Regions from separate parts of the Homo sapiens genome. Here region 1 is linked to region 2. A link is a loop called in an ENCODE intact Hi-C map of the cell type or tissue named here. Cell type or tissue: OCI-LY7. All regions are shown on one strand. Region 1 has its middle 140 kb from the start of REG3G. Region 2 has its middle 46 kb from the start of REG3G.

What was found. A loop is a pair of places that touch in the nucleus more often than their neighbours do. Peaks named below come from ENCODE experiments on the same cell type or tissue, not always from the same donor. Only the 100,000 strongest peaks of a DNase experiment are listed, where the experiment ranks them.
Region 1: a loop joins it to region 2, with 8 times the contacts of the local background. A loop is called at or near these places in 2 of 110 quality-filtered maps.

What each region holds. Positions count from the first base shown.
Region 1 is chr2:78,885,381-78,889,380 of GRCh38, reverse strand. No RefSeq gene overlaps it. Among named protein-coding and RNA genes, the nearest start is that of REG3G, 140 kb to the left of the region's middle. In OCI-LY7, no CTCF peak of the experiment used is centred here; a DNase peak (open chromatin) is centred at 1,740; H3K4me3 peaks cover 1,981 bases; H3K27ac peaks cover 2,158 bases.
Region 2 is chr2:78,977,628-78,981,627 of GRCh38, reverse strand. No RefSeq gene overlaps it. Among named protein-coding and RNA genes, the nearest start is that of REG3G, 46 kb to the left of the region's middle. In OCI-LY7, CTCF peaks have their summits at 1,586 and 1,791 (motif pointing right); DNase peaks (open chromatin) are centred at 1,797 and 3,857; H3K4me3 peaks cover 812 bases; H3K27ac peaks cover 118 bases.

The DNA.
Region 1 (4,000 bases), 92 kb after region 2:
CCACACAGGAAAGACACCAGGGTGGTGAAAGGGCAGAAGACAGGAGTGAGAGGATGGTTTCAGCCATTGCATTTGTTGGGGTCAGCAGGAAAGGCAAGGTGGGGCAGGTTGAATAATTTAGGATTGGCTTGTTTGAATAACTGGCAGGCTTTGGGCTATAGGGGTGGCCCCTACTTGCCTGCTACTTGGCCCTGGGATGATTAAGGCAGAGGACTGTTACCTCTTGGGGTGGTGGGCCAGGTAGAGAAGGTATGGCTCTGGTGGTTATTTTGTTTATCAAAGGCATACTCCTGCTGGGTCCTTTACTATCTCTTAGAATTGGCTTAATCCGGGGAGAGGCAGTCTCTCCCCAGCTAAGAAGGTTTTTTAATGTGTTAAAACATCACATTGTATTTATGCATCAAAATATCACCCTGCGCCCCATAAATATATACAATTATTATGTACCAATTACAAATGATAATATGAGATGGGAAGGGAAGGAGAGAGGAAGAAAAGTTGGATAAAGGGTATAAAAACACAGTTTGATAGAAAGGAATAAGTTCTAGTATTCCATAGTATAGGAGGGAATTCATAGTTAACAATAATTTATTGTATATTTCAAAATAGCTAGAAGAGAAGAATTGCAATGTTCCCAATACAAAGGAAAGATAAATGTTGGCGGTGATGGATAGTCCTATTACCCTGCTTTGATCATTACACATTATATACAGGTATTAAAATATCACATGTGTTTTGTACAACTATTATATATCAATAGAATTTTTAAAATAAATTATAATAAAATTATAATATACAGTAAATTAAAAACATATTCACAATATAATGGGGAAAATTCCAGGGCAGATCTATTAGCAAAAATGTAATTGTATGTAATTTTAATAGAGTGTTACTATAATCTGAGGCCACCAAAATTTCTATAACCACATTCAGATTTTCTCTAGTTAAGATCTAAATAAGTTTCAGGTTATTGAATGGGTTTTCGAAGCCTAGACAGTATTTTTCCTCCCAGAGGACTAGTGCTTTGTCAGAAGGTTTTTAAATTCCCTGAACTTCAGGTGTTGTTTAAGAGAAAAGGGTCCATAATAAACATTTGAAGTTTAATTAGGAAATTCATGCATTTTAAATTCCCCCTTGTTCATGCTATTTGTCGGAGTACTTGTGTGAAGGAACTGTCCTTGGAGAAAGGGAAAGAAAAAATCTTTTATTAAAATTGAAAAACCTTCATGTTTATCATTCATATTTACTTGGAGACCAAGTATGAAAAGTTTTAATGTTGAAGAACTTTCCACCAAGTTTTTATGAGCAAGTAAAGCAGGGATATGAAATTGAGTTGTAACCTTAACTATGAAGTTGACTGTTGCAAACGCTATTATACTGGGATTCTGTTATATCAGTGGTTTTATTTGCACATTCTCTGCTGTATATTAAAAGCTACCTTTCTCATTGTGCTTATCTCTTAATGGTAAATACTTTCAGAATATCCTAGCTGTTAATAGCAAAAGTTTATCGAAAATCTTCCTCTCCCAGGGTGATGTGGTAAAATTAGTTTCATTATCATTAGTTTGCTCATTTAAAAAATGTTGGAACGCTTGATGGTGGTAGTAGTAGGTAGGTATCAGCTTCAAATCTTCCCTTAGCTGTGCTGCACAGAATTTCAATTGTATAGGCTTCTTATTTGAGAAATGTTTCACTTCCTGGCAAATTTAAATAGTCATTTAATGCTATTCTTATTGAAGAAGGCCACCTGGAAATCATGCTCATTTCATGGTTGAATGTCTGTATTGCTGCCACTGCTGCTGCTGTTTAGAGTGGAAGGGACTGATGCTATGAAGCTGTTTAAAAACCTAAGCTAAGGATCTGAGTGTGTTTGCTTATTTTTTTTCTTTCCTCCCTTCTCTTTGATTTTATTCAAATGTAGATGCTTTTGACTTTCTCAATATTGTAATTTTCATTGTAGTGTCAAAATCTTGGATGTAAACTAAATGATATAAACATGTAGGACATTTTTTTGTCTGAATATCAGCTACTGAGAAAGATTATGACATTTTTTCTGTGCTGTTTTCTCATTCCTTAGGGCAAAATATTTTCTAGTTAGGAATGAAGCTCTTTGAAGAAGGACAATGTTTTCTACAGGTTTGTTGAATTAAAACATTAGCCAATTAGAAAAAAAAAATCACCATTATTTAAAATAGTATAATTATAAGTGTATGTTACTTGAAAACTGACATCTATTTGAAATGCCAACATTTTGAGTGTATTGAAATGATAAAAATATTTAAATATATATTTATTAAAAAATAATGAGAACATATGCCAGTATTTTTTCCTCTGTGGTCTAATTATATATAAACATATTCAATAGGAAAAATAAAATTTGATACCTTTATTAATATTTCAGAAAAGAAAGACATCAATGTAATATTGTGAAGTTGTAGGGATTGCAATAACAAAATCTCATTATATGCTAAGAGTTGTGCTACATACATAGAGAGAACTAAAAAGTTGTAATCACATGCAGCGTTTTAACCAATTTAATGTAAATAAGAAAGAAGCAATGTTAGAGCCCTTTATTCTGAGCTATCTCTGAATCTCAACTTTAAGTCTTATTATCAGAACTGGGTAACAAGTGAACCCTTAATCTAATAAGAATGAGAACCCATGTGTTATTTAGAAGTGTTGTTTAATCTCCAAAGAATTAGGGATTTTCCAGCTATCTTTCTGTTATTGATTTCTAGTTTAATTCCACTGCGGTCTGAGAGTAGACGTTGTATGATTTCTATTCTTTTAAATTTTCCGGTGTTTTTTATGACCCAGAATGTGGTCTATGTTGGTGAATATCCCATGTGAATCTATGAATAATGTGTATTCTCCTATTGTTGCATAAAGTTGTCTGTAGATGTCCATCATGTCCAGTTGATGAATGGTGTTGTTGAATTTCACTGTCTTTATTAATTTTGTGTCTGTTGGATCTGTTCTTTTCTAATAGGAGTGTATTGAAGTCTCCAGCTATAATAGTGTATTTATATATTTATCTTCACAGATCTATTAGTTTTCTTTCACATATTTTAATACTCTGTTGTTAGGCACATACATGTTAAGAATTATTATATATTCTTGGAGAATTAACCCCTTTATAATTACGTAGTGCTCTTTTTTATCCCTGATAAATGTCCATGCTCTGAAGTCTGCTGTAACTAAAATTAATATTGCTACTCCTATTTTCTTTCAATTCATGTTTTTAGCTTGGTATAATTTTCTTCATCCATTAACATTTAATCTATGTGTGTTTTATATTTAAAATGGATTTATTTTAGACAATATATAGTTGGGTGTTCTTTTATCTTCTGACTCTTTATCTTTTTATTGTGTGTGTGTGTAAATATGTATGTATATATACACATACATATCTTTAATTTTTATTTCAATAGCTTTGAGGTAAAAGGGGTTTCTTGTTATATGGATGAATTACATAGTGGGAAATTCTGAGATTTCAGTGCACCCATCAGCCATAGTGTTCATTGTATATAATATGTATTTTTTTTTTTTTTTTTTTTTTTTTTTTTGAGGCAGAGTCTCGCTCTGTCGCCCAGGCCGGACTGCGGACTGCAGTGGCGCAATCTCGGCTCACTGCAAGCTCCGCCTCCCGGGTTCACGCCATTCTCCTGCCTCAGCCTCCCGAGTAGGTGGGACTACAGGCGCCCACCACCGCGCCCGGCTAATTTTTTGTATTTTTAGTAGAGACGGGGTTTCACCTTGTTAGCCAGGATGGTCTCGATCTCCTGACCTCATGATCCACCCGCCTCGGCCTCCCAAAGTGCTGGGATTACAGGCGTGAGCCACCGCGCCCGGCCAATATGTATTTTTTTATCTGTACTCTTCCTTTCACCCTCCCCCTTCCAAGTCTCTAAAGTTCATTATATCACTGTGTATGCCTTTGCATACTTATAGCTTAGCTCCCACTTATAAGTGAGAAAATAGAATTTTTGGTTTTCTACTC
Region 2 (4,000 bases):
CACAAGATGAGCTCTAACTCTGGAGCCAGACCTGCTTTGATATGAGGCTTTATCATATCTGAGCATTGAGACCTTGGGGGAAATGACTTAATCTGTCCTTTGTCTCGGTTCCTTATCCGTGAAATGGGGAAGATGATCCTAAAGAGGTTGTTGTGGTCATCAGGTAAGCTAATTCATATAAGGTGTTTAGACAGTGCTTGGCATATAACCAAAGTTATTGCTGTGCATTCAATAACTGTGTGAGGTGGGTAATGTGATCCTAATTTTATGAATGAGGAAATGGAGGCTTAAAGGGGCTAAGTTATTTCTCCAGGACCGTAAAGACAATAAGTAACAGAAGGGGCATGGAACCCCATGTTCATGTCTCCAAAGCTGGGAGTACTTTCGTCCCACTGCACTGCCTCCCAAACCAGAGCATGCAGCCTAGTCTTGAAAATAAGGAGCTGGTGCACATCAGAAGATTAATATGAGTACGTGCAATATGTACCAAATGAGTCCCATGGGTAGCCTGACCATCCACTGAGAGTGTTCTTGTCTTGTTGGGACACATGGAGGTTTCTCTCTGGAGGAAGTGGGATTTCCTGTCATGTGACATGGTTGAAAGAGCTGGTCCCCTCTCACCATGTCAGAAGCATCTATCAGTCTGACTTTAAGGTTCAATAACTTTGGAGAATACTGTACTTGAAAGAGAGGGGAAGAGCACACAAAGGGGAGGGGAAGTTGAAGACGGGTAAGTTCCGTTTCATCTCCCATTAGGCTTATGAAGTAGGGTGATCGGAGACTGGATATCAATATTTTTAAAAGCCTTGTTGGCTAGAAATGTCATGATTTTTTTTCTTCTTGCTGTAGGGATGGAATAATCCGCACCCCCTAGAGCCAAACATAACATTTCAGTGGACCCTTTTTTATGCAAAGCCAAAGCCAAAATCTAGCTTCAAAATGGAAACGTTTAAGACAATGTGGAACTAAATGATTTGCTTACATAATAATCTATATGCCATTTTTATTGTGGACCAAACTTCAGGTTGAAAAGGGAAGATTGGCATTTCACTCTTAAGTATTATTTGCCAGGGTAGACACACATATCAATCACATACACTGAACATTGGGATGGTGGGATGTGTTAAAACAATTTGAGGTTCCAGAATCAAAGAACACCATCTGTGAGAGTGAAACACAAAAGCCACTTCAAATAAAATGTTCCTGAACTCTTAGCCTCAAATCACTTTGTTGATAAAATTACTGAGCTTGTTCCATTTATATCCATATTAACTTTTAACCTCTGCACCATTCCAATAGTAAAAGATTAATCACACAGACTAATGATGCGGATTAATGAGGGAAAATCTGAATCACTGAGAATACCAATGCCAAAAGTGTTGAACAAGAATGCAGTTTTATTATTTTCATGTGGCATATATACAAATACTAAGTAGTAAGTTCCAAGTATAAAGCTTTTTTAACAACCCCACATGATATAATGTATTGAAAATACTTCCACATGTTGAAAGATTCCTTGTACACGTAAGTGAATTATTGAATTGCTGAAGGAAGCCTTAAGAATCTTGGCTGCCAATTTTAGTCAAGATCTCTTTTAGTTGCGTGAGCTTGAGTATACACAGAGGAATTATCTTGAAATTTAACTCTACAAGACCCTCAACATTTAATCAGACATTCACAATTAATAGGTTAGTAACTATCAATATTTTCTGATATATCTAAGTATGCTGTCCGAGAAAGTCACCATTGCTTTGGTTTGGGAAGGTGTTCCTTTGTGTAAAGAAGCAGAGGACCAGCAGGTGGCAGTGTATCCCCACCTGTGGGAGGAGAGTTCCTTGGTCATGCATGAAAAGCCCCCCGCTCAGGCTGGAAACAAATAACATAAAAATATTTCTTTACTCTGTGGAAAGTGGAAATTCATCAACCATTTTCTTTTTTTCTTCACACAGCTGTAGAGTGTTGGTGAAGTACCTCCTCTCAGAGTCCTTGTCTTTTGGGGTGACACGGCCCTGCCAGCTCACAGGTCCTCGGGTGCCCTTGCCATTTCCCAGGGCGGATATTGCAAAGTCCTGCCAGAGACCACTCAGATGCCTGTGTCACAGTCGCCCAATATGAAGTGTGTGCTCTCCAGAAAAGCAGTATCCTCCAGCACACTCTCGGGTTAATAGAAAGGGTGCTAGGGGAACACAAGGGATCCCAATTCCTCACTGCCTGAGATGATAAAACATCCCTGGGGTGATGCTCAGCAATGCAAAGACATGAATGAATAAGCTGGAAGGAATCTTGGAGTTCCTGGCTATCCTCTTCATTTCAAAGAGAAAGCAACAATGGCAAACCAAAATTATCCACCCCAGACCACCCAGCTCATTATGTGGTAAAGGCAAGACTAGCACTCAAGTCTCCTTGCAACCCAATTAATCTTTTTTCCCATACGTTTACAATGCATTGGTATTAGGCAAAGAAAAGTTCGGCCGGGCACGGTGGCTCACGCCTGTAATCCCAGCACTTTGGGAGGCTGAGGCAGGCAGATCACCTGCAGTCAGGAGTTCGAGACCAGCCTGGCCAAAACGGTGAAACCCTATCTCTACTAAAAATACAAAATTAGCCTGGCTTGGTGGCGGGTGCCTGTAATCCCAGCTACTCAGGACGCTGAGGCAGGAGAATCACTTGAACACCAGAGGCGGAGGTTGCAGTGAGCTGAGATCACGCCACTACACTCCAGCCTGGGTGAGAAAGAGAGACTCCATCTCAAAAAAAAAAAAAAAAGAAAAAAGAAAAAAAAAGTTCTGAACAGGTCAAGGGAAAGGAAATGCTTTTGTTGACTGGTTTCTGTATTCCAGGCACTGTGCTTTTTTCTTTTGTACGCACAGTCCTTCAATCCCCAGCTGCTAGCAGATGTGATTATCTTTTCATATATTCATCACCTGAAGTGCAGAGGGGTTGCATGAGTTGCCTGAATCACTTGGCTAGTAAATGGTGGTAGAAATTTGTGTCTCACACTTGCAGAGAGAAGCAAGAGTCAGTTTTTAGAAGTCTTTAAGCCCTGAGCAGGGAGGAATGTGTAAGGATTAGAGGACCAGCATCAAAGGTTGGCTCCTCCTTTGTCTTTGTAAATACTACTCTGCCTTTCATGTTGTGCTTTCCCCAGTCCCATTTTACATTGGAATCTTCCCACAAAACTTTCTCTGAACAATCCATCTCAAAGTGCTTAATCCTCTGAACAAATGTATTATTTTTGCTTATCAGGCATGTATCATTTACTGCTTTTAAGAAACAATGATCTCTTTGTGTAAAAAATAATATTTTCTTCCAGTTTGATGATAGGTGATTACAACTATTCTGATTGCATGATGGATTAAATATTTAAGAAACCAGTTGGGGTTTACAAAAATAGAATGAATCCCTTCAGGGAACATTGATAATACTCTCTTAAGACTGATATTTTCTAGTTCTCTATGTTGAGAATCTTTTAGAATGGGGATCAGTGCCCTCAACTCTCCACAAGTGTTGAACTAGTGACCTGGTACATTGGTCGGGCTACCCTTGACAGCTGCAGGCATGTGGCTTTTCTGGAGAAATGAAGCAACTGTCAACTTTCCCATAGTCTAGTTTCTATAATTCATGCAGTGTGCACTGTGTAGAAGGTGGATCCTGGGATAGCAAAACCAGAGTGACTTAGATTATATAGGCAGTCATATGTGGACTGGCGTGTTAAAATTCAGTCACCAATGGAGTAGCTTAGAGCTAACTCCTCCCAACAAAGGAATTGCATGTTGAATGGCAACCATCATCACGCACAGTAGAAGTCTCTTTTTGAGGAAGTATTTTTTCTAGGTAAAGAAAGAGGAAGTGGGCCATCGGTGGTTAATTTACTGTGTTGAGTAACACTGAAAGTTTCCTAGTTCCCAAACAGGGTGGACTAGTGAAACTAAGGTGATTTTTCTGCTCATAAGGTCACACTTATGTGTTATACTACATTTCTGGGAATCTTGTCATAAAT